3 separate regions of the Homo sapiens genome follow, and regions 2 and 3 are each linked to region 1. The links are chromatin loops, found by intact Hi-C in ENCODE. Cell type or tissue: endothelial cell of umbilical vein. All regions are shown on one strand.

Evidence for each region. Hi-C counts contacts between places; a loop is a spot of excess contacts. Peaks named below come from ENCODE experiments on the same cell type or tissue, not always from the same donor. Only the 100,000 strongest peaks of a DNase experiment are listed, where the experiment ranks them.
Region 2: it touches region 1 in a loop (7-fold over the local background); 29 of 110 quality-filtered maps call a loop at or near these places.
Region 3: a loop joins it to region 1, with 3.0 times the contacts of the local background. A loop is called at or near these places in 27 of 110 quality-filtered maps.

The regions. Positions count from the first base shown.
Region 1 is chr6:27,683,053-27,691,052 of GRCh38, reverse strand. TRT-AGT2-2 (tRNA-Thr (anticodon AGT) 2-2) reads left to right here and starts at 6,285; the gene lies at 6,285-6,358. TRI-AAT2-1 (tRNA-Ile (anticodon AAT) 2-1) reads right to left here and starts at 2,865; the gene lies at 2,792-2,865. RefSeq lists silencers at 2,619-2,898, 6,263-6,402, an enhancer at 3,059-3,138 and a cis regulatory region at 2,391-3,779. In endothelial cell of umbilical vein, a CTCF peak has its summit at 3,439; DNase peaks (open chromatin) are centred at 2,822, 3,432 and 6,402; H3K4me3 peaks cover 805 bases.
Region 2 is chr6:27,174,085-27,182,084 of GRCh38, reverse strand. TRI-AAT5-2 (tRNA-Ile (anticodon AAT) 5-2) reads left to right here and starts at 4,797; the gene lies at 4,797-4,870. RefSeq lists enhancers at 3,640-3,699, 4,050-4,149, 4,340-4,539, a silencer at 4,742-4,891 and a cis regulatory region at 3,881-4,958. In endothelial cell of umbilical vein, a CTCF peak has its summit at 4,218; DNase peaks (open chromatin) are centred at 3,964, 4,104, 4,764 and 4,924; H3K4me3 peaks cover 2,045 bases; H3K27ac peaks cover 1,156 bases; H3K27me3 peaks cover 832 bases.
Region 3 is chr6:27,500,280-27,508,279 of GRCh38, reverse strand. TRS-AGA2-4 (tRNA-Ser (anticodon AGA) 2-4) reads right to left here and starts at 5,241; the gene lies at 5,160-5,241. TRD-GTC2-7 (tRNA-Asp (anticodon GTC) 2-7) reads right to left here and starts at 4,536; the gene lies at 4,465-4,536. TRS-TGA4-1 (tRNA-Ser (anticodon TGA) 4-1) reads left to right here and starts at 2,371; the gene lies at 2,371-2,452. RefSeq lists silencers at 2,379-2,438, 2,017-2,448, 4,401-4,520 and enhancers at 2,559-2,638, 5,321-5,370, 5,551-5,830. In endothelial cell of umbilical vein, no CTCF peak of the experiment used is centred here; DNase peaks (open chromatin) are centred at 4,559 and 5,069; H3K4me3 peaks cover 1,086 bases; H3K27ac peaks cover 648 bases; H3K27me3 peaks cover 270 bases.

The DNA.
Region 1 (8,000 bases):
GCTGATGAGACGTCTGATGCAGAAAGAGTATCTTTCTCTTGCCCACCACCATTACCTCTGAAAGCTGTTAGAATCTGATGTCGTTTGCTTTCAGTCTTATTCCACCGTGAGCAGGTCTATACAAGTCTACTCCTAAAGGCTGAGGAAGCTGAGAGGCCAAAGAAAGAGGCTGACAAATTCAGTTTCTCAGAAAGAAACATTTAATAACAGAAGCCATGTCTTGAGTGGTAGCAAGACAAGATGATGGATCCCCACATTGTCACCAGCCAAACCCAGGGCTTATGAACCACAGGGAATTTGCCTAAGGGCAGGATTTTTTTTTTTCTTTTCTTTTGAGACGGTCTCCTTCTGTCGCCCAGGCTGGAATGGCCAGATCTTGGCTCACTGCAACCTCTGCCTCCCAGGTCAAGCGATTCTCTTTCCTCAGCCTCTGGAGTAGCTGGGACTATAGGCACGCCCCACCATGCCCAACTAATTTTTGTGTTTTTGGTAGAGATGGCATTTCACCATGTTGGCCAGGCAGGTCTCAAACTCTGGACCTCAAGTAATCTGCCCACCTCGGCCTCCCAAAGTGTTGGGATTATAGGCATGACATACCGCGCCTAGCCTAAGGGCAGGATTTGTGTATGGTAAGTATGTGGTTACAATAACACCAAGGTTGTTTTCACCTAATTGCAGGATTTATTGTACCTCAAAGTAGAAATCTTAGAGGCATTCCCAGAACTGGGGTTAATCAGAAGTCAATATGGTGGGTTACCATCCAAGATGGAGTGGCTTTCAGCTGGGCACAGTTGCAGTTGGCCAAGATCATGCCACTGCACTCCAGCCTGGGCAATAGAGCTACAGTGTCTAAAAAAAATCTATATCTATATCTATATATATATATACACACACACACACACACACATATGCACACACACACATATATACATATATAATATTCATGCACACACATATTTTTGTACTCTAGTTTGTTACTTAACATTATTTCCTTCATATCTTTTCACTAGAGACAGCGGATTGCCACACCGAAGAGTGAGAGATCAATAAATGTTTGTTGAAATTATATATAATTTCCTTTGATTATTGTACAGCTTGGGAGCCCATATTCAAACCTCTTTGATGATCATATGGTCTAGGAAAGAAAGTGCTTTGTTCACCTTATAAGAGAAAATTAAGGGTATCGTCTTCACCACCCTCTTTCCTACGATGAAAAAGCCTGTACTTTGTACAGTGGACAAGAAGTATCTATATTCAATTCCTGGCTAGTAGGATCAACTCATTTGAAAATAAGCTGATTTTTTTTTTTTTTCAGATGGAGTCTCGCTCTGTCGCCTAGGCTGGAATGCAGTGGCATGATCTTGGCTCACTGGAGCCTCGGCCTCCCTGGTTCAAGCAATTCTCCTGCCTCAGCCTCCCGAGTAGCTGGGACTACAGGCGCGTGCTGCCACACCCGGTTAATTTTTGTATTTTTAGTAGAGACAGGGTTTCACCATGTTGGCTGGATGGTCTTTATCTCCTGACCTCGTGATCCACCCGCCTAGGCCTCCCAAATAAGCTCTGCTTTTAACAGTGTACAAAGTTGAAAAGTGCAATTTAAAACATCTAAGATACATTAAGAAAAAGTGTAAATGCAGAACAACGAGTAAATAACTAAGCTCTCTTTTGTGTGAAAAAGAAGAAAAAATAATCAATATAAATGCAGTATTTAAATAAAGAAACCCAGTAGGGATATATGAGAAATTAAGGACAGAGTTTACCTATAGTAGGTGGTGGTGAGAATTGAGCTGATGAAGAATAAAAATGGAAGGAAAGGCCAGGCAGCGTGGCTCACGCCTGTAATCCCAGCACTTTGTGAGGCCGAGGTGGGTGGATCGCCTGAGCTTAGGAGTTCGAGACCAGTCTGGCCAACATGGCGAAACCCCGTCTCTACTAAAAATACAAAAATTAGCCAGACATGGTGCTGCACGCCTATAATCCCAGCTACTCGGGAGGCTGAGGCAGGAGAATAGCTTGAACCTGGGAGACAGGGGCTGCAGTGAGCCAAGATCGGCCCACTGCACTCCAGCCTGGGCTACAGAGCAAGACTCTGTCTCAAAAAAAAAAAAAAAAAAAAAAAAAAAAAAAAGAAAGAAAGAAAAGAGAACTTTTTACTATATCTTTTTAAATTGTCTTTAAAATGTTTCTTTGTATAATAATAAGGTGTTATTTATTTTTTAAAAAACTCTTAAATTAGAAAAATATTTTTAAAGGTATGTATCCTGTTCACATTGGAATAAGCGTTCAGAGTATATAAAACAAAGATCTTTGTCATTGTTATCGTTGAAGTTTTTGAAAATTTTTCTTTCTCACTTTATAATCTTGTTTTCTCTTAGACTGAAATGAAGAAAACGGAATGACCCAGCATGAGTGATACAAACGGTGGGTGGTTTTACATGCGTTTTTTTTTTTTTTTTTGGAAGTAATCAAATAATTCAGTATTTTACTCCAAGAAAATTTCCCCGGGGCAGAGGAGGACAAAAATCACAAAAGCCTCCAACCGTAACGTACCTCTGTCACTGTAAGGTGCCTATAGCCCCTTTGTTTTACGGGTAGGATGTGGGTATGCCTTGGAGGCAGCGGAAAGAAACGTCCCCGTTCAAATTAACCGCTGTCGAGTAAGCGAGGGCGCACCAAATTCACAGATCCGTTTTCTCGGGGCAAAGTTAAGCCTGGAGAAACACACAGGTACACGTTTAGATCGATGTCTGGGTTACTATCCATTCTGGTGATAAAAGCCACAGAGAATACTTGGCCAGTACGGGGATCGAACCCGCGACCTTGGCGTTATTAGCACCACGCTCTAACCAACTGAGCTAACCGGCCGGATGACAGGATGCCTTACTTCCACATTATAAGCTACTATCAAACGGCATGCTTTGTGGAAATTTATCTTCGAATAGATAATCACATTCATTCTGTTTCCCAGTTTTCCTTCACCCGGGCTGGGAGTGGCGGAGCTCCACATTGAACACCAAAGAACCCTGCTTCTTACGGGGAAACAGTTTTTCTTAACCTGCTAATTCTGATCCGAGAAGATTCAAGTCAACGTTTCCAATCGGGGCTTCCTTCCTCCTGCCTGGGGCGAATCCGAAGTTGCATCCAAGCTTGAGATCTCGGCCAGCGGATCGGGGAACCGTTGGACCACGGAGCTGTCTCAAGGATGAAAGGACGCGGCTCCCGAGTGATGGTTGCAGAGTCCTCTCTGTTCTTGGAGACCCTTCCAGACAGGTCGGCTCTTCTCGAAGCCTTCGGGATCCGGAAACTGCACCCTCTCCCCGCCTAGCCTCGGGTGGTTCCTCTGTCACTACGACCCTGAAGTCTCAGCGGCGCTTCCCAGGCCTGTGGCTCCGGGCTCAAGAAAGTCACACACTTGCCGCTGCAGTTCCCGTCCCAGGACAGCTAGTGGCGCTCGGGCGCGGACTGCGGTTCGCTGAGACAAAAGGACGGTGGGGACAGCCTCTCTTGAGCATCTGCCCTCACCTCCTCCCTGGACAGAACCAAACCCCCAAAACAATAATAGGGATTACGGAGCCAGCGTGTTTACGAAGTAAGGGCCATTATTTGCGGGGGAGAGAAATCCTATGATCTGAAAAGGGAGGAGGAGGCGAGGCCCGGATTCGACAACTCAGAGGAAGCAGGCGTGAAACATTTGCCCCTGAGAGGTGCCCCGCTTCCAGACGGAGCCTGATGCTCTTGCTGGCAGGTGACAACCCAGGAAGGGGCCACTGGAGCAGCTAATTCATGATTTACTGTCTGTTTTTTGACAAGTTTCTACTTTCCCCCTCTTCCTACCACGACTGTTTCTGTTAGTTAAGGGTAGTAATATTTTCAAAAGTTAATTGGCCTATGTACATTTTAAATGCCCTCCTTATGCCCTCCCCCTCTATTTAGACGTATATGCATACACTTATTTATATATATAAATTGTAAAGTCTTATCTTGGATATGCACTATTAGTATATGTGTTTAATGCTTTATATTCATGTCTTCGCCTTAGAAATGAGAATCATATCCTTTGACTAGACAAATTTGCCATTTATTTTCTAACTTTACATTTCAACTCTTTGAATATGAAAAATTAAAATTAGTTTAACATCATAAATAATAAATCACATTTTCGTGTCCTTCAGCTCCTTTCACTAAAGTTGCACTTTTTTTTTTTTTTTTTTTTTTTTTTTTGAGACGGAGTCTCGCTCTGTCGCCCAGGCTGAAGTGCGGTGGTGCGATCTTGGCCCACTGCAAGCTCCGCCTCCCAGGTTCACGCCATTCTCCTGCCTCAGCCTCCGGAGTAGCTGGGACTACAGGCGCCCGCCACCATGCCCGGCTAATTTTTTGTATTTTTAGTACAGACTGGGTTTCACCGTGTTTGTCAGGATGGTTTCGATTTCCTGACCTCGTGATCCACCCTTCTCGGCCTCCCAAAGTGCTGGGATTACAGGCGTGAGCCACCGTGCCCGGCCCTATTTTATTTTTGTTTATTTAATTAATTTATTTTTTGACAGAGTGTCGCTCTGTTGCCCAGGCTAGATTGCAGTGGTGTGATCTTGGCTCACTGCAAACTCCGCCTCCCGGGTCAAGCGATTTTCGTTCCTCAGCCTCCCGAGTAGCTAGGATTACAAGTGCGAGCCGCCACGCCAGGCTAATTTTTGTATTTTTAGTAGAGACAGTGTTTCATGTTGGCCAGGCTGGTCTTGAACTCCTGATCTCAAGTGATCCGCCCGCCTCGGCCTCCCAAAGTGCCGCGATTACAGGCGTGAGCCACCGTGCCCGGCCTGTACATCTTTTTAATCAACTAGTAGATGTCTTCGTTTGTTTTGTTCTGTAGTGAAAATGCTCAAAGTTTGTGGCACAGATTATTATTATCATTGTTGTTTTACTAGGACACTTGTTATGGTAAATGATTCCTGAAAGACTGGGCCACATTTAGACTTACTTTGACCTCAAGAGACCACCGTAGGCATCAGTCACTTGCTTTTTGTCATCGGTCAGTTCCCTAGGAAACAGACACTGAGATGGCGATTTGTGTGCGGGAAGTTCATTGGGGACGCTCTCAAAATCAGCATCTGTGAGAGGGTGAGGTGAGCAGGACTGAGAAAAGACAGAAGCTGAATTCAATACAGGCGCAACATACGTCCAGCCCATCTCACAGGTGTATATAAATCTGGAATGGTCCTTCACAAATGTCCTTAATTATAGTGGGGAGGCGGGAAGGGCAGACCTATATATTCCTCCATCAACAGTCATGGGATTTGAGCTGCTCCAGTGGTGGGGTGTGACTTGGAGCAAGTGACTTCCCTTCCACTGAAGGTAGGTTCCAGAGTCGGACCCAGACATGAGCCATCAGTAGTTAATATTCCTGTAGTTGAGGAATGAGTGCCACCACCTGGGCGTGGGGGGCCCGGGTGGTGAATCTACACTTGATCTTAGCCAAACGGCCGAGAAGCGATAGGAGGGGGGGATCTGATAGATGCACCACATATCCTCATAGTTCTTTTCCTACAGCAACCACGTGTCAGACATGTGCTAATCTTCCACCAATAACCCCTGCTTCTCCACACTAACAGAGAAGAGAACAGGTGTGGTTAAAACAAAATGACGGTTAATAAAGAGTCAATTCATTTTTCCTTTGAGGTTCAGCAAAAGTCCCTACCTGGCCACCAGAGCCTATAGTGAGTCTAGCGGTATCCATGTTGGAACAACTTTTCTTTTCTTTTATTTTTTTCTTTTTCTTTCTTTTTTTTTTTTTTTTTAGACAGAGTCTCGCTCTTGTCGCCCAGCCTGGAGTGGGAGTGCAGTGGCATGATCTCGGCTCACTGCAACCTCCACCTCCCAGGTTCAAGCGATTCTCTTGCCTCAGCCTCCTGAGTAGCTGGGATTACAGGCGCCCGCCACCACGCCGGCAAATTTTTGTACTTTTAGTAGAGACGGGGTTTCGCCATGTTGGCCAGTCTGTTCTGGAACTCCTGACCTCAGGTGATCCGCCCGCCTCAGCCTCCCAAAATGCTCGGATTACAGGTGTGAGCCACCGCGCCGGGCCGGGACAACTTTTCAAGGGGAAATAGTCATTTCAATCCAGCCTATGAATTAATCCTTTCAAAATAAAATTATTTGGTTTTCACTGAGACCTGAATGTCTATTTTTGTTGTGAAGTCACCTAACAAACTAGTTGCTGGGATTGTTGCAAATTACGGAAGTGTGAAATAGTTTTCAAGTAGTATACGATCGAGGGCTTTCTCGGCTGTGGCTCCGTGGCTTAGCTGGTTAAAGCGCCTGTCTAGTAAACAGGAGATCCTGGGTTCGAATCCCAGCGGGGCCTTGATTTCTGTACCTTACACATTTTGTAATTTCACCCGGTGCAACTGAATTTACACCCAATAAATGCTGTAATACTCAGGCTTTTAAAAGCCTTGCTAGAAAACAGGAGGTACATTAGGCGAGAAGCGGGAAATGCCAACAGTTTCATGGCAAGCATTCCTAATTCATGATAACTTTAAGACACAATATTTGTCCTATTGTAAGGCTAGGTAGCCTAGCATAGCTGAGGTTTGCTCCTTTGTCCTACCGTTCGAGAGCAAGTGATGCAGATTCAACAGCTTTAGAAATAGGCCCTTTTGGCCGGGCGAGGTGGCTGTCGCCTTTAATCCCAGCACTTTGGGAGGCCGAGGCTTGCGGATCACCTGAGGTCAGGAGTTCCAGACCACCCTAGCCAATATGGCAAAACCCCGCCTCTACTAAAAATACAACAGTTAGCCGGGCTTGGTGGCAGGCCCCTATAATCCCAGCCACTCCGGAGATTGAGGCAGGAGAATCGCTTGAACCCGGGAGGCGAAGCTTGCAGTGTGACGAGATGGCGCCACTGCACTCCAGGTTGGGCGACAGAGAGACCCCGTTTCAAAAAAACAGACAAAAAAAAAACCCTGAACGCAACTGGAATACAGATGGCACTCAAAAACTTTTTTACAATAGACCACTAATGGCTTTTCTAATTTTTTTTTTGAGACGGGAGTTTGGTTCTTGTTGCCCAGGCTGGAGTGCAACGGCGCCATCTCGGCTCGCCGCAACCTCCGCCTCCCGGGTTCAAGCGATTCTCCTGCCTCAGCCTCCTGAGTAGCTAGGATTACAGGCATGCGCCACCACGCCTGGCTAATTTTGGGGTTTCTCCATGTTGGTCAGGCTAGTCTCGAACTCCCAACCTCGGTTGATCTGCCCACCTCGGGCTTCCAAAGTGCTGGGATTACAGGCGTGAGCCACCGCGCCCGGCCTTAAACTTTAAATTGATTACTGTAATAGCTATTCTTCCTCTTTGAATGATTCTGGACTTAGGATATCACCACAGTTTCTGAAAAGAAGAGACTGTGATATCATCTTAAAGAATTATTCATGACAAAACTGATAAACTATTAACAATAGACTAGAGGCGAATGAAAAATGCATTTTAATATCTGAAGGCTTTTCTAGGCAGATTTTCACATAAAAGATCTGAGAAAAACACCAAACGTAAAGAGTAAGGTGTTTCTGTCTTATCTGCTCTGTTTCTTTGGGTATTCTAAGACTTATCAACTATATGTCAATCTTTACTCACATATACAGGTACATATTCTTTATTCAAAAAGACTTTCCTTCTTCAAGGGCAAAATGCCACTTTTCCTAGGATCCTCAAATGGACAGCTCTGTGTGTGTGTGTGTGTGTGTGTGTGTGTGTGTATGTGTGTGTGTGCTCTTAATGTAAGCCTTGTGTTGGCTTAAGCTAACTATGTGGTTCTTTCTTCTTCACGTCCAGGTGTTAAATCCTGACATTGAGCATAAATAAACTTTACTTTATTTTATTTATTTATTTTTTTGAGACGGAGTCTCACTCTGTACCCCAGGCTGGAATGCAGTGGCGGTCTCGGCTCACTGCAAAATCCGCCTCCCCCATTCAAGCGATTCTCCTGCGTCAGCCTTCCCAATAGCTGGGA
Region 2 (8,000 bases), 510 kb after region 1:
TCCTATCTTTCGTTCACCTTTACTGATTAGGTGTCCTAGATATTTTACCTCAGATTCTATGAATTGGATGTTGTTCTTTGAGACCCGTAATCCTTGTCCCCTTAGGAAATTTAGGAAGTTAACTGAAATTGCTGTTACTTGATCCTTGTTATCTCCTGAAATGAGCAGGACATCTACGTATTTGAGTAGGCATATGGATGAAGGCAGGGAGAAGTTTTCTAGGACTTGCTCTAAAATATGACCAAATAGATTTGGGGACTCTGTAAACCTTGGGGCAAGACTGTCCATCGACCGGAGTGAGGGTCCTCTCACTCAAAGGCAAATTTGTCCCAGCTGTCCTCTGCTAAAGGGCAAGCCCAAAAGGCATCATTTAAATCTGTCACCGTGAACCATTGGTGGTTATGCGGGATTCTACTGAAAATGGTGTAAGGATTGGGAACAACAGGGTGGATGGTCTGAACTATTTGGTAAATAGCCCAGAGGTCTTGCACTAGCTGGTATGACCCGTCTGACTTCCTTACAGGCAATATTGGAGTGTTATAAGGGGACATACAGGGTTCAAGTCTTTCAATTACAGGTTTTAAAACTATCCTGGTTTTAAACCTATCCTGGCTTCCAAGGGAATAGGGTATTGTTTTCGTGGACAAGGCTTTCAATTATAGGTTATAAACCTATCCTGGCTTCCAAGGGAATAGGGTATTGTTTTTGTTTCACTATTTCCCCAGGAGTTTTTAATTTGACATGGATTGGAGGAACCCATCCTCGATTCCCTTCTTTCGACCATACGTTGGGATGGATGCGGCTTTCTTCTGAAGTGGTGAGTACGTTTAAGGAAGTAAGGAGTTTTCCTTGATTAACATATAGGCCTGTGCCTAACCTTAACATTAAGTCCCTTCCTAATAAATTAGTTCCTGCTTCAGGAATTAAGAAGAACTTAGTAGCAACCGACTTATTCTTATATTTGACTTCGGTTTCCTCTAGAATTTTTGCTCTGAATCCTTCCCCTTTAACTCCTGAGACAGTAAGGTCTTCGGCTGAACAGGATAAATCTGATGGGAGAAAACATAGGCAGGAGCCAGCTGCTCCCGAATTGACCAGGAAAGTGACTATTTCCAATTTGGGTCCCACCGTTAAATTTATCAAGGGCTCTTGGTGGGACTCAAGATGGAAGACGTAGAGCCCCTGAGCCCACTGTTCTTCAAATGTCATGAGTGAAAGGACTTTCTTTTCCCTCTCCCATTCGGGACATTTCCTCTTAAAATGTCCTGGCTTTCCACATCTGAAACATCTGTTTTTCCTTCTCCCCCTCCTGGTTCCCTGATTCTCAGGTTTCGTCCCTTTGCTTCCTGTATAGGGTCTGGCAGCCTGGTACTCAGAAGGTTTACAAGTTCTATTTCCCTGGGATGCCTGTTGAAAAGTTCCCTGTTGTAGGGTGGACAGCATAATTTTTGCCTTTTGCTTCTGCCTTTCCTCATCCCTCCGTACATATACCTTTTGGACCTCTCTTTAAAGTTCCTCTATGGGACAGTCTTTCTAATTTTCTATCTTTTATAATTTCTTTATAGTGTCTGGCCAACTATTGGTGACAAAGTGGAGCTTTAACATCCTTTGTCCTAGTGGGTCCTCTATGTCCAAACCTGCGTATTTTCTTATCTGTTCCTTAAGTCTGTTTAAGAATTCCATGGGCCCTTCATCTTTCTCTTGCTGTACATTAAATGCTTGGGAAATGTTTTGGGTTGGAGGAACTGATTCCTGAATCCCTTTAATTATCATATCCCTATCTCTCATGTTTTCCCGGTGAGCCGCACTGTTGTTATCCCATTGAGGGTCCTGGGCCGGGAATTTATGCTCTGCTGCAAGGACATTCTGACGAGGGGGGTGCTTGCGCTCCCAGGCTATCATAGCAGCCTTGCAGATCATGGTTCTTTCCTCTCCTAAGAAGAGAATACCTAGAATAGACATCAATTCAGCCCAGGTATACAGTTGTGGCCCCATAAATTGGTCAATTTGATCTGAGACTCCAAAAGGGTCATCTAACAGTGGTTTGAGTCTCCTTTTTAGATTTCTAACTTCTTCACTAGCTAAGGGGGGCATTTACGAAGCCAATATCCCCTCCTCCTAGTGGTACTTCCCTCAAGGGAAAAAAGGTTGGGGCAGACTTCTTTGAAGAGAGGAAAGGAAAGTTTTGAATATCCCTTTGGCATTGTTCTATTTGCCACTGGAGCTTTCCTAAGGGAGGGGCATGTTCGAGTGGCTGTCCAACGGGGGTGTGTGGTGTCAAGGCCCATGGGGCAGGGTTATATGGGGGAGGGACGGAGTTTTAGCTTGGGGCAGAGGGGTAGGTGCGGGAAGGGCTGTTGTTCAGTCGGGGCGGAGAGGTAGGCAGGGGAAGGTGGTCTAGAGGATCCCGTGCATCTTTGGATATAGAATATGACTTAGCTAGGTCGTCTTTGGGGGGTTTTGAGTTTGGCTTTGCTTTTTCGTCCTTTAAGGGATAGAGAAGGACAGGTCCTTGTCTCCAACATAGAGCATAATCTATCTCCTCTTGAGAAACTGGGCTTTTATCATTGACATACTGGATCAGGAGTTGGCATATCCAGTCCTCGTCCCACCCAAACTTTGGCCAAAAGACCGAAGGTCTGAGGATGGGTTCCTTAGTCCAAATAAAACAGCAGTACTTTATCATTTGCTGTCTTTTCTTGTGTTTGGTCCTTTCATTATCCTTCCAGTATTTTAACATTAGGCCTAGGGGACTGTGAGGGAAATTTTATTGTCTGCTTGGCCTTTTAGAGTCTCTGTCTTACTTGGGGTTATTTCCCATCCTGGAGGTTGGTGAGGCTTAATATATAATATTAGAGATCTCTTGCACTCCCGTGTCTTAGAGGCTCAACCTCCCCTTTTTCCACTGGAGGTTTCTTGCACTCTCGTGAGCACTCACTTCGTCCTTATTGGCTGCTTCCCTTGCGGGAATTTTAGGCACCTCTTAGCATTGGCGGGTAGGTGGAATCCCCTGATTGGAAAACCGCCCTAAGCCGTATGAGGTGACCACGGAACCAAGTCCGGACTCCGCACTCGCCTTGCGCCCAGTGGTATGTCTCACTCACACACTTTAAAACTCCAGAGACCCCAACCACCAAGGAAGGCTTTGCCGCCCCAATAGCAACGTTTCTTACCTTGGTCTGTGCACAGAGTTACCTGTGGTCGCCATGGAATTCTTTTTTTTTTTTTTTTTGAGACGGAGTCTCGCTCTGTTGCCTAGGCTGGAGTGCAGTGGCATGATCTCGGCTTACTGCAACTTCTGCCTCCCGGGTTCAAGTGATTTTCCTGCCTCAGCCTCCCAAGTAGCTGGGACTAAGGGCGCGCACCACCACGCCCGGTTAATTTTTGTATTTTTAGTAGAAACGGAGTTTCACCGTATTGACCAAGCTGGTCTCACAGAATTCTTAAGGATCCTCCCTACTGTCCGCGTTGCTGAGAGTCCGGATTTATTCGTCACTTCGGGCGGGACTCGATCCTCCGCTCCTGGGGCCACCACGAGGCAATGGGACGCGTCTCCCCATGAAAGATAATCGCTAGCCCCTCCCGAAGGAGAATGGGATCCCGGACGAGTCCCTAAGATTTACTGGAAACAAGTGCTTGGTGTAGCCAAAAGAAACCCTCACTTAGAAAATTCCTCAGCAAGGCATCTTTACTTCTGCAGAAGGGTGCTCCTTGCCTGTTACAATTGCAAGAGCACACCAAACAAAGGAGGTAAGGAGTTTTTAATCCTAACGCAGTTCCTGTTTCTGTGTCCTTCCCCTATTGGCTGGGGTTGGACCGCACAATCTAAGCTGATCCCGATTGGCTAAGACTTAAACTTTGGCAAATAGGGTAAACCCTGGATTTGCGAAAAAAAGGAGTGTATGTGTGTGGTGGGGGGCGGGGGGCAGGCAGGATTGACGTACAACTTTTGCAACTTATGACAAGAAAGTTGAGTCTTTGAAGAGGGACTTAGTTGTCCCAACACTCTGAGTTGCCTGACCCGGTCCTGGGCTCAGTTCCTCCCAGATACCGGCGTTTATCATTGGTGTAGATAATGGTGACTTCCCTTGTCTTAGATGTGGGTGTCTTGGTCTTCCCGGGACGGAAGGAGTCAGAGACTCTTGAAAGGAGCCGTCCCGCTGGTCCTTTCATTTACGCCGATGCCAGCCCGGCACTCGAGCATCACCAAGGGCCCGGTGCCCGGCACTGCAGGGCCAAGTCTGATTTTATCGTTTGTGGAGCTGCAAGCTTAGGACGCACAGCTGTGAATTTCGGGTCCTGGTGACTGCGGAACCACCGCGAGGCCAGGAGGCGAGACAGTGCACTTTCCCAGGTTCCCAGGCCTAAGAGCCCACCTGGCTGGAATGGTCTCAAGGAGCAGAGAGGAATCCGCACCCTCCGAGTCCTCCGAACCCTCCGATCCTGCGAACCTGCGGCGGCTCTGCGGTTGGTTCCGTGAGGAACTGGCCGCGATCGCAAGCTTGGAGCTGCTTTTTGGTTTGTTCTGAGTCCTTCACCTGGTGAGGGGAAGGAAGCCCTGCTTGGGGTCGTTGAATCTGAGTTTTCTCCAGTCAGAATCAGTGGTTTGAGATTGTTTTCCCTGAAACAGCATGGTTTTCCTGTGCCTACAGTGAGGAATTCTCCTTTTCTTAAAAAAAAATATATTTTATTAATAAAAGGGAAAGTAACGCTTCTATTACAAAAAAAAAAAAATTCAGCGGGCATGGATCAGGTATGATTTAAATAAACATAAGAAAAGACCCTCCCACCAAGGAGGCCGGTTAGCTCAGTTGGTTAGAGCGTGGTGCTAATAACGCCAAGGTCGCGGGTTCGATCCCCGTACGGGCCACTTCCGTGGGTTTGTTTTTTTTTTTTTTCTTCTTTTTCGTTTTTATTTTACACCGACCACACCTCGCTTGTAAACTTCGGTTTTACATCGAACTCCGTAGCCTCGCCTATCCATTTATAAATGTAGTTGCACTAGCTAGACAGGAATTTTTTTCTTTTTTCTTTTTTTTTTTTCTTAAATCGACCACACCTGGATTGTATACTACCGTCTTACATCCAACTCCGGAGCGCTGCCTATCCATTTGTAAATGTGGTCGCAATAGCTAGACAAGCATTAGATTTGCACGTTTTTTATTCTTTTGAAGAAATAATATACGAGTTAGGATGAAAAGGTTTTTCTTATTTGTTTGTTTTGTTTGTTTTTGAGACAGAGTCTTGCTCTGACGCCCAGGCTGGAGTGCAGCGGCGCGATCTTGGCTCGCTGCAACCTCCGCCTCCCAGGTTTAAGCAATTCTTCTGCCTCAGCCTCCCAAGTAGCTGGGATTACAGGCGTGTGCCACGATGCCTGGGTAATTTTTGTATTTTCAGTAGAGACGGAGTTTCACCATGTTGGCCAGGCTAGTCTTGAACTCCTGACCTCAGGTGATCCGCCTGCCTTGGCCTCCCAAAGTGCTGAGATTACAGGCATGAGCCATCGCGCCCGGCCAGGATGAAGATTTTTTAAAGGAAATTCAATGAGGTGGGTGGGTGATTTTAGAAAAGGGTTAAATAAGAATTCGATAATGTCTTGTATTATTTTGGGAAAAAAAAACTTTCTGAGATAATACTATTTTGACATATTTTAAGCTTTTGAAAGAGATCATATTGATTCTTCTCCTAGTTGATCACTCAGTTGGTTAAATTGTTGTGTTTGTAGCTTTGAGGGCGAGGGTTCAGTCTACGTGGGAAAAAGCCAGACTTGTGACGTTGCTTTCTGCCAAGCTCCAGACACTCAGCCACAACTGCTCAGTGTTAAAATAGATCCGTGGTTAGCCTTAGGCTTATATTTGACAGCTGTTCTCGATGTGGCCCATACCAAGCCATTTACGATGCGGCCCTTACCAAGCCATTTACAGTTCATTAAACAATTTTTGAACATATATCGTAAAAGCGATAGGTTTGAAATGTGACAAAAATGGAGTGCGTGGTGGGAGACAGGAGGGCCAGAGCCTCTGGGTCCACTCTAAGTCTTAGCACCTCGCTCTTTCTGTCCTGCGCTTTCTTTTTTTTTTTCTTTTTTTCTTTTTCTTTTTTTTTTTTTTTTTTGAGACGGAGTCTCGCTCTGTCGCCCAGGCTGGAGTGCAGTGGCGCAATCTCGGCTCACTGCAAGCTCCGCCTCCCGGGTTCACGCCATTCTCCTGCCTCAGCCTCCCAAGTAGCTGGGACTACAGGCGCCCGCCACTACGCCCGGCTAATTTTTTGTATTTTTAGTAGAGACGGGGTTTCACCGTTTTAGCCGGGATGGTCTCGATCTCCTGACCTCGTGATCCGCCCGCCTCGGCCTCCCAAAGTGCTGGGATTACAGGCGTGAGCCACCGCGCCCAGCCCTGTCCTGCGCTTTCTTGGAGTCTGGTCACTGGGTCCCCGTGTGCCTGGCACGTGTCTCATTTACATTTCTTCCTTCACTCTTCATCCTCCCAACATATTTTTACCCTTCTCTTATTTTAAAACATGGGTTGCTATGAAAATGACATTAACAATATTGATAAATAATGAGGTAAATAATGGCTCAAAAACAGCGCCAAGGACATAGTGGGCGAATCACAAAGGGAAGGGGCTCCCTCTGTTTTGCTCAGTGCTGTGATTTTTCACGTCAAAAACAGTAAGTAGCTCAAAGTCAGCGACTGAAAAAGATTTCTTTAGAATAAATTAATGAAGAGTACCTACTACTTAGTCCATTGTATATTAGATGATATATACAGATTTAAGTATAAGAAGGATTCCACAGGTAGTTGCTGACTTTGAAAACGAAGGGAGCCACCAGCCAGAGAACTCAGGCATCTGCTAGAAACTGTGAACAACCTGTAAACCGTTATCTCAGTCCTACAGCTGCAGGGAACTGAATGCTACTGACAACCTGAGTGAGTTTGAAAACGAATTCTCCCCTAGAGCCTCCATGAGGAACATGGCCGGGCCTGCTGACGTTTTGGTATTAGTTTGATGACACCCTGCCAGACTTATAACGCACAGAACTGTGTGATAATGAATGGATGTTGTTTTAAGCTATTAAATTTGTGGTAGTTTGTTAAGGAAGTAATAGAAAAACTAACAAAACAAGAAATTGTTAACCCACCCACACTTCCTACTATCTATCCTGGGTTATCTTCCTCTCTTCAGTGCAGTGTAAGATGAAATATGGTTTCAAAATGAGGGACAATAATTTTCAACATCAACACAGTAAGAATGAAAAAAAAGAGGGAGCTTCTTAGGATCCATTAAAAATTAAGGATATAGATATGCATATATATGAAAAGTTAATACATTCACATAAACAGTAACTAAAAGTGAAGATTTTCTTCTTCCTCATAACCCACATCTGCTCAGTTCTCAGCACTACCTCCTATATATGACAATTCTTCTTAGTTTCCTATGTATTCTCCTTAGTGTTCTTTGTGCAATAGGTGCAAATATACATAATACATTTTACTTTTCCTTTCTACTTATGTAAAATATAACATTATACACACTATTTTACATTCTGCTTTTTTCACTTGATATGCCTTGGAGATGTCTAATTTAGCAACACTTGTAATGCTTTCAAACAGCATTATATGCTGTACAGAAATAAAACTTTTTTTTTTTTTTGAGACAGAGTTTCCATCTTGTCGCCCAGTCTGGAGTACAGTGGTGTGATCTTGGCTCACTGCATCCTCCATCTCCCAGGCTCAAGTGATTATCCTGCCTCAGCCTCCCGAGTAGCTGGGATTACAGGCACCCGCCACCATGCCCGGCTAATTTTTGTATTTTTAGTAGACACGGGGTTTTGCCATGTTGGCCAGGCTGGTCTCGAACTCCTGACTTCAGGTGATAACCCCACCCCCACCTCGGCCTCCCAAAGTGTTGGGATTACAGGCAAGAGCCACCGCGCCCGGCTGAATCTAGACCATTTAAGTTCATCCCACAACTGAGGATAGGAAGTATATAAGCAGGAT
Region 3 (8,000 bases), 180 kb after region 1:
AGTAGAAAAACAAAGAAAAAAACCCATTATGATCCTACAACCCAGACACAAATGGTAATGCATTGGTGTATTCTCCCACACCTCCCAAATACGTATAATGCAAAAATTTTACTTGAGGTTATACAATATATGCATTTAAAAAATTCTCCTCTTTTCATTTAACATTATATCACATGCTTCTTGCCTGAACTATCACAATCTTTTCGAAAATACTGTTATTTATTTATTTATTTTTGTTATCCACTAGTAAGAGTTGCAAAACATCGTTTTTATTGGCTTTGTAGCATTTTTCCAGGTAGATATAACCTATATTATGTAATCATCTTCCCTCCCATTGTTGGAAATGTTTGTTATTTTAATTATTTCATTATTATAACAAAATATCCTAAGTGTCTTTGAACATAAATGATTTCTTTTAGTTTGGATTGTTTCGCTAAGTGAGTTTTCTTCAAAATGAAGTGAGTCAGCTGGGCGCGGTGGCTCACACCTGTTATCCCAGCACTTTGGAAGGCCGAGGCAGGCAGATCACAAGGTCAGGAGTTCAAGACCATCTGGCCAACATGATGAAACTAAAAATACAGAAAAAAAAATAGCTGGACATGGTGGTGCATACCTGTAATCCCAGCTACTCGAGAGGCTGAGGCAGGAGAATCTCTTGAACCAGGGAGTTGGAGGTTGCAGTGAGCCAAGGTCCTGCCACTGCACTCCAAGCCTGGCGACAGAGCAAGACTCCATCTCAAGGAAAAAGAAAAAAAGAAGTGAGTCACCATTTGCACGAGCTTCCTGGTGGAATGGAGAAGTGCTAAGGCAGCAACAGCAAGGATCTTGTTCCAAGAACATGGGTAAGGGAGCTGATTAGTTTCCTAAGACTGCCCTAACAAATTACTATAAACTGGGTAACTTAAAAAGACAGATTTATTCTTAAGATTTTGGCCGGGTTGGTTGTTTTCTAGGTGCTCTGAGGGAAAATCTGAGACCTCTTTCCTTGCTCCTGATGGTTGAAGAAAATCCTTGGCATTCTTGGTTTGTAATTGCATCACTCCAGTCTCTGCCTCCCTCTCAACATAGCTTTTGAACTAGTGACTATGTGTCTGTGTCTCTAAATTTCTCACTTCCTATAAGGACAGCAGTCACTGGATTACTGGATTTAGAGCCTACCTGAATCCAGCATGATCTTCTCTTAACTTGATTAAATCAGCGAAGACTGTTTTCAAATAGGTCACACTCACAGGTACCACAGGTTAGGATTTCAACATATCTTTCTGGGCAACACAATGCAATTCACTTCAGGAGCAACTGCCTTTTTGTCTGCCCTAAACGAAAATGCATGTGGGAAAACTGTATCTGCAAGAGAGTTCGAGGGTCTCAGGTGTAAAAGAGATTCTCTCGTTTGTATCTGAAAGTCTGTCTGAATCTACTTGGTGGTACTTTGGCCAAGCATTTCAATTCCCAGAACTCAAAGCTGTAATCCCTGAGATTCCCCATTAAAGAATAAACAATAAAAGCCTGGTTCTGCAGTGTTTTCCTGAACCAACAGTCTTTAATCCTAGGGGGTAAAAAGGTATTAATATAGCTAGATTTAATGTGGCATTCACAAGCTCTTTTACGTTAGGAGGGACAGACAATGTTCTCAAGCTGCAAAATTTTGGAAAACATGTTATCTAAGCTTCTCCATATTCCCCTGGCTCCTGGGACTGCCTGCTTCCCTCCCTGGGGAAGGTGAAAAGGAGTGAGTTTTCCTGAGAGGATGGAGACCTTCCCATCAACTTTTTCTTCAGAGGGTCCACGAGGGCTAGGTCTTCCCTGCCCCTTCTCATCCTGCACCCCTGCTCAAATTGGGTTTCAACGAATTCTTTAAGCCAGAGAAAGGACAAAGCAGTTCAAAGCTGTTGAAGATATTTCTGGTTTAGTATTCAATACTGAAAGCAAAAGCAAATGACTCCAAGGTCATAATTCCTTCAAATTTCCTCTAGCAGGTTTCCTGTGCTATTGTCATTTGAGGCTGTGAAGCTACTAGGATCAGACCCTCAGCTCCAAACTCCCTTTCTGCTGGTTTCTCACAAATACCTGTGAACAGGTGCATCAACCGTGACTAGCAAGTGGAGTTCTAGGGGGAGAGAAAATCCAAGTCTCTTGTCTCAGAATGCTCCTTTGAACTCCACTTTTCTCAACTGAATTCCAATTCAGTATGGATGACTTATTTCATCTAAAAGCTGGAAGCTCTTAATGCACCTAGAAAATTCTTTGTTACTAGACTTAGTAACCAGGCACCAAAACATCTTTTACTGTAGTATCTACTTACCATACTACCCAAGAATGGCACACTGCTCACATCTTCAAAAGCTTAAACCAAGAGCACTACACAGGTGCGTAGTCGTGGCCGAGTGGTTAAGGCGATGGACTTGAAATCCATTGGGGTTTCCCCGCGCAGGTTCGAATCCTGTCGGCTACGGTTTGGTTTTAGCCTGACTTCTCCCAAATAGTTTCCTTCTAATTGCACCCCAAAGGCAACTGAGTCTCCTGGATTACAATTGTGTCATCTCCTTTGGTAACACTGCGTTGAACTCTGCATTCTAGCTGTCATCATCATTATTAACCCTGCGTTGTAGTTTACCTCTTTCTCTGAGTCCATTACTTTCCTCCTCCTCCAACATCCGAGACAACCGTGTCTCGAGTAAGAGAGAATCTATTGCTGTGGTGTAAACACCACCTAACGTTAATCCTGATTTGAGGAAGGCAATTCTCTTTTCCTCACCTACAAGCTCTGAGAATCGAAGTCAGACTCCATCGAGTTTTCTCTGTAGATAAGTCTAAGTTGCTTGTCTGGTGTGTGAAGATTTTGCCTATAGTGTATTAAGTGTTTTGTTAGCCCAAGTTTAGGGACTGTCATTCAACAGCAACAAGGCATTACCTGTTTTGCAGCAATAACAATGATTGTGATTGTAGCTTCAATATAAATTCGTTGGTTTGTAGACAGTACCACACACACTGTATCTTCTCGGCCTAAAAATTCGAGAGCCCAAGAATGGGAAAGGTTTATTAAACCACAGGAAGTGGATGTTAAAGCTAGCCTCTGGCTGCCAAGCCCTTATTATTTTTATTCTATTGATTTTGTTAAATGTCTTCATCTTACAGCTTAGAAAAATTCAAGGTGAAGTTCTCTGGCCCCAGTCTATTCTTCCTATCTTCTCCAGCACATTCAAAGACCAAGAACACTTATCTGGGCTTTACAGTAGATTCAGGAAACAGTGTAACTTCAGACACTCAGTACTTTGGTTCTCATACAGAATAAAGTTGGGAAGAAAAGGTCGAGGGAGAAGACGAAAAGATGTGGAAAAACAAGAAAACGGAAGAGAGGAGAAAGGCCAGGAGATTGAAGGAATGGAACAAAAGAGAAGCTAGCAGGGTGCCAAATATAGGAATGTTCTCACCCCTCTTGCCCACTTTTATTCTGAGTTTCCTCTGTCTTAGCAACCCCTAAATGCCCTTGCTCTTGCTCTGACAGGCAACTTTCCACTATCTCCACTCTTTGAAATCAGCCCCTGATGTCAAGGCACTTCTTAAAGTCCAATTCCTCCACAGAGGCATTTGTATTGTTTCCAGTTTGGCTATTATAACTAGTGCTGCCATGAATATTCTTGTACATGTATTTCAGTGAATATAAATAAATATTTTTGTTGGAGAGATATACTTATGGGTGGAATTACAGAGTCACAGTACATGTATACATTCAAGATTTAATATATAATGCTAAGTCATTCTCGCAAGTGATTGAGCCAATTTACACCCCCTGAGCAAGTATCACATTGTCCTGATTGCTATGGCTTTTTAAGTAACCCCCCCCCCATTTCAGGTAGCTCAATTTTTATTTTAAATCTGACATACATTCACTAACACATTGCCTGAAGCTTCAGATATTGTTGAAAGCAGCAGTGTTGACATTCCTCATGTGCTCCTGAAACTTGGGAATCTCCTCAAAAGTCTGTGGCCACTTTGTCATCTTCCCTCATACATTTGATCGACATCTTGTGGATTCTATAGTTTGGAGTTGCCCAGGTCAGCCATTGCAGCTGGGGCATACACGAGCCCCCAGCTGGGCCTTGTCGATATCTTCATTCCAAGATTTGATGTCTAGAAGGATGGAGGACTTGAACATTTACATGAGCTTTCTGACCATGCAAATAAGAGGCAGATGCTAGACAACTGTATTCTCGTTAACTTTTAATGAGTACATTTTGTGTCATTTAAACCTAGATTCTCCTATGGGCCTTAAAGTAACTGTGACTTTGAGGTTTCAGAATTGACTGGAATGTTTCTCTGATCAGAGCAGCGGTCTTAGGAGTGAGGAAAGTCGAGAGGGTCCATTGGCAGTTAAGGAGGAATGGCAGAGGGGTCCCACCGCAGCTCTGCTCTCAGAGCCAGGTAGGGGCCATCAGTGGGCAGAAGATGCAAAAAGCAACTTTTCTCCCCGTCGGGGAATCGAACCCCGGTCTCCCGCGTGACAGGCGGGGATACTCACCACTATACTAACGAGGAAGAACTCTGCGTCAGCGAGTTTTGACTACCTCTAATAAACTTAAGTATTCTTGCCCACTTTTTTAAGTCTGTAAGTTTGTATTCTACTAAATTGATTATACTTGGCGAATTTACACTTTAATCTGCCGCCTAAGCCAAAACGACGGGGTCTGTCAGGACAGCCTGGTCTTTCGATTGTGGTGGTGTCGAGATCTCTGACAGTGTTTCTAGTCATTTGCAACCAGCGAGACCGGGTGACCAAAGCAGTTGAACCATTGATTCCACAGAAACTGATAATTGACCAAAGACTTGGACCTCTGACTAGGACTAAATTTCCATGAAGAGGAAAGCACTATCAAGACTTGTAACAGGTATAGGCTTCAGGAGGGTTTGGAAGGCAGGGAAACGAGAGGCGTCCCCAAGAACCGTACAAAGGTACCGCTAACGGGAAAATGACTAGGTATCTGCTAATTAAGGTACCCATAATCTTATGAAAATAGTAGGTATTCAGTAACTTCCACCCTCCATTGTTGTGGGGTTTCAGGATCGGGGAAGTACCAAACAAATTCAGTTCGCAACACGTGAGTTGGCTTAAATTTCTTTCTTCTAAATTTTCTGTTGTTAATTATCTAAAACCTCGAACTCGTAGTCGGCAGGATTCGAACCTGCGCGGGGAGACCCCAATGGATTTCTAGTCCATCGCCTTAACCACTCGGCCACGACTACACAGAATCACAACGTTTTTTTTCACGGTATAGACATGAGAAAATGCAAATCAGGATAATTACTATCTAGGTACAAGAAAATGGGCTTTGTGAGTTGAACGCAAACTTTCAGGTACAACGAGAGTTTGGTTAAAAAAAAAAAAGCAAAAAAAGCCAACCTCCTGTGCCACCTGGACAAGAGCACTGGAATGAGAGTACTCCCGCGTGAGGATGAGCATCATCAGCGTTCCAAACAAAGAATACAAACTTCACGTTAGTAAACAGTGAGCGAGCTCCCGTCGGCGCCCGGAAGTAGGCTGTGGTCTGAGCTCTGGCAGTGGAGTCTCTGCAACTGGAACTAAACTTTGCTAATTAACAAGTGGACTGAGACCCTAACTTACGGCCCCCACTTATCTATTGCCTTTGAACAGCCTGTCTTCCGATAGCCCTGGACACTTTGGAAGATTGCATAACTTGTGGGAAATCAGCACTTTGATCAAAGTGGAAAATGGGCAGAAACAGCTGGTGATTTACATGATTTACATAGTTACGATGCAAGGATGTCCACTGTGGCATTGTTTGTATATAGCATGTAAATATGCTAACTAGTAAGGGAATGGTGTGATGCATTCCTATCACAGGGTACTATGCAGCTGTTAAAGAATTAGATTCTTATCGTTTTACTTGGAAATGTGTGTAAACTTTAATCCACAAAATAGCGAACATAAATAGTTCTATTTATATCGAATGAACCCCCAAATTAAAGTCCATTAAAAACATCCGAAGGGACGCTCACCAATCTAACAAAAGAGCAAAATGGAATGTAAGTGAGAGATTAAAATATCAATTTCGATTACTTTTGTATTCTTTACATTTGTCATAAAAACAATCTGCATTATTTATATAATTGGAAAATTAAAAATGGAAAAACAGACTGCATTAATTATATAATTGGAAAATTAAAAATGGAAAAACAGGCTAAAATATGCCATTGCATACTTACGCATTTAAAAACTGGTTGTGTAAAAACAAAAAAGTTAATACTAATTTATCTGAGGTGTTGAATCATAGCTCCTCATCGTTTTCTTCTTTTAGCTCTTCTCTCTTTCAAATTTTCAAGCAAAGTATATGTATTTATTTGTATTTTTACTTGAAGTGTTCCCACTCTTCCTTAAGACTACAAGATGATTGTAATACCTTGTTATCTGTTTGAAGAAATAAGGAGTGGTATGGCATTGATATTGAACCAGTAAAAATAATGCTACTATCTAACTATTCTAAATTTCACATTTTAGAAAATGCCTTCACATTCAGGATCTCATGTAACTCTCAGAACAGTTCCATGAGGTGCTGCCACCCACTTTTACAATAAGAAAAATGTCCGGATAAGAGAACTTTGTACATTCACAGGGCTACTGAGTATTGAAATCAAAGCATCTTACTCTGTATCAATTACTCTTTCCTTATAGAGATGGAAAATGACACCTTTAAGAAAAGAAAGGCACAGTCCTCTCAGCATTCAAAGGATAAATCCCACTTGGTCGCAGCATATCACCCTTTTTAAAAATTGCTGATTCAATTCGCTAACATTTGTTAAGAATATTTACACCTATTTTCATGAGGAACATTGGTTTGTAATTTTTTTTTTTCTCAAACTGTGATCTGGTGTTTGTTCACTTTGTTTTTGCTGAGGTAGGGCTATTTCATTTTTTATTTTTTATGGTAGCTTATTTTATTGAGGTAAAATATATATGTTTAATTTACCATCTTTACCATTTTTAAGTGTACAGTTCAGTAGAAATAAATACATTTATATTCTTTGTTTCCCTTCATCCCTCCCAAGTTTTGATATCAACTAATATTCAATTCATAAAATGAGTAGGAAAGTGTTCTCTACTTTTCCAGTTTCTGGAAAAGTTTATGTACACATGATATTATTTCCTCTTTAAAGGTTTGGTAGACTCCACCAATGAAGCCATCTAGGCCTGGATTTTTCTTTTAGAGAGGTTTTTAATTATAAATTATATTTTTAACAGTTATATTACAATTCAGATTATTTCTTGAGTGGGTTTTAGTAGTTTCTACCTTTTGAGAAATTGATATATTTCATCTAATTTGTCAAATTAATTGGCATATTATCCAAAATATTCTTTTATTTTTTGTATAATCTAGGTAAATGTCCCCTGTTTCTTTCCTGCTACATTTATTTTCTGAGCAGTCCGACTGGAGATTTATCAATATTATTCATCTTTTCAAAGCACTGGTTTTTAGATTTCATTGATCTTCTCTATTGTTTTTCTATTTCATTCTCTTTTGCTCTTTAATATTTGTTCTCTTCCACTTACTTTGAATTTAATTTACTCTTATTTTTCTCGTTTGTTAAGGTGAAACTATAGATGATTGATTGACACTTTTTTTTTTTTTAAGGGTCTGGCTCTGTCACCCAGGCTGGGGAGCAGCTGGGGTGTAGTGGCACGATTTCTGCTTGCTGCAGCCTCCACTTCTCCAGCTCAAGCATTCTTCCCACCTCAGCCTCCTGAGTAGCTGGGACTGCAGTCACCCGCCAGCCACCAACCTGGCTTGTCCCTCCCTCCCTCTCTTCCTTCCTTCCTCTCTCCCTTTCTCTCTCTCTTTCTCTCTCTCTCTCCCTCCCTCCCTTCCTTCCCTCCCTCTGACCTTTCTTTCTCTCTCTCCCTCCCTTCCTTCCCTCCCTCCGACCTTTCTTTCTCTCTCTCTCCCTCCCTCCCTTCTTTCCATCCCTCCTTCCCTCCTTCTCTTTTC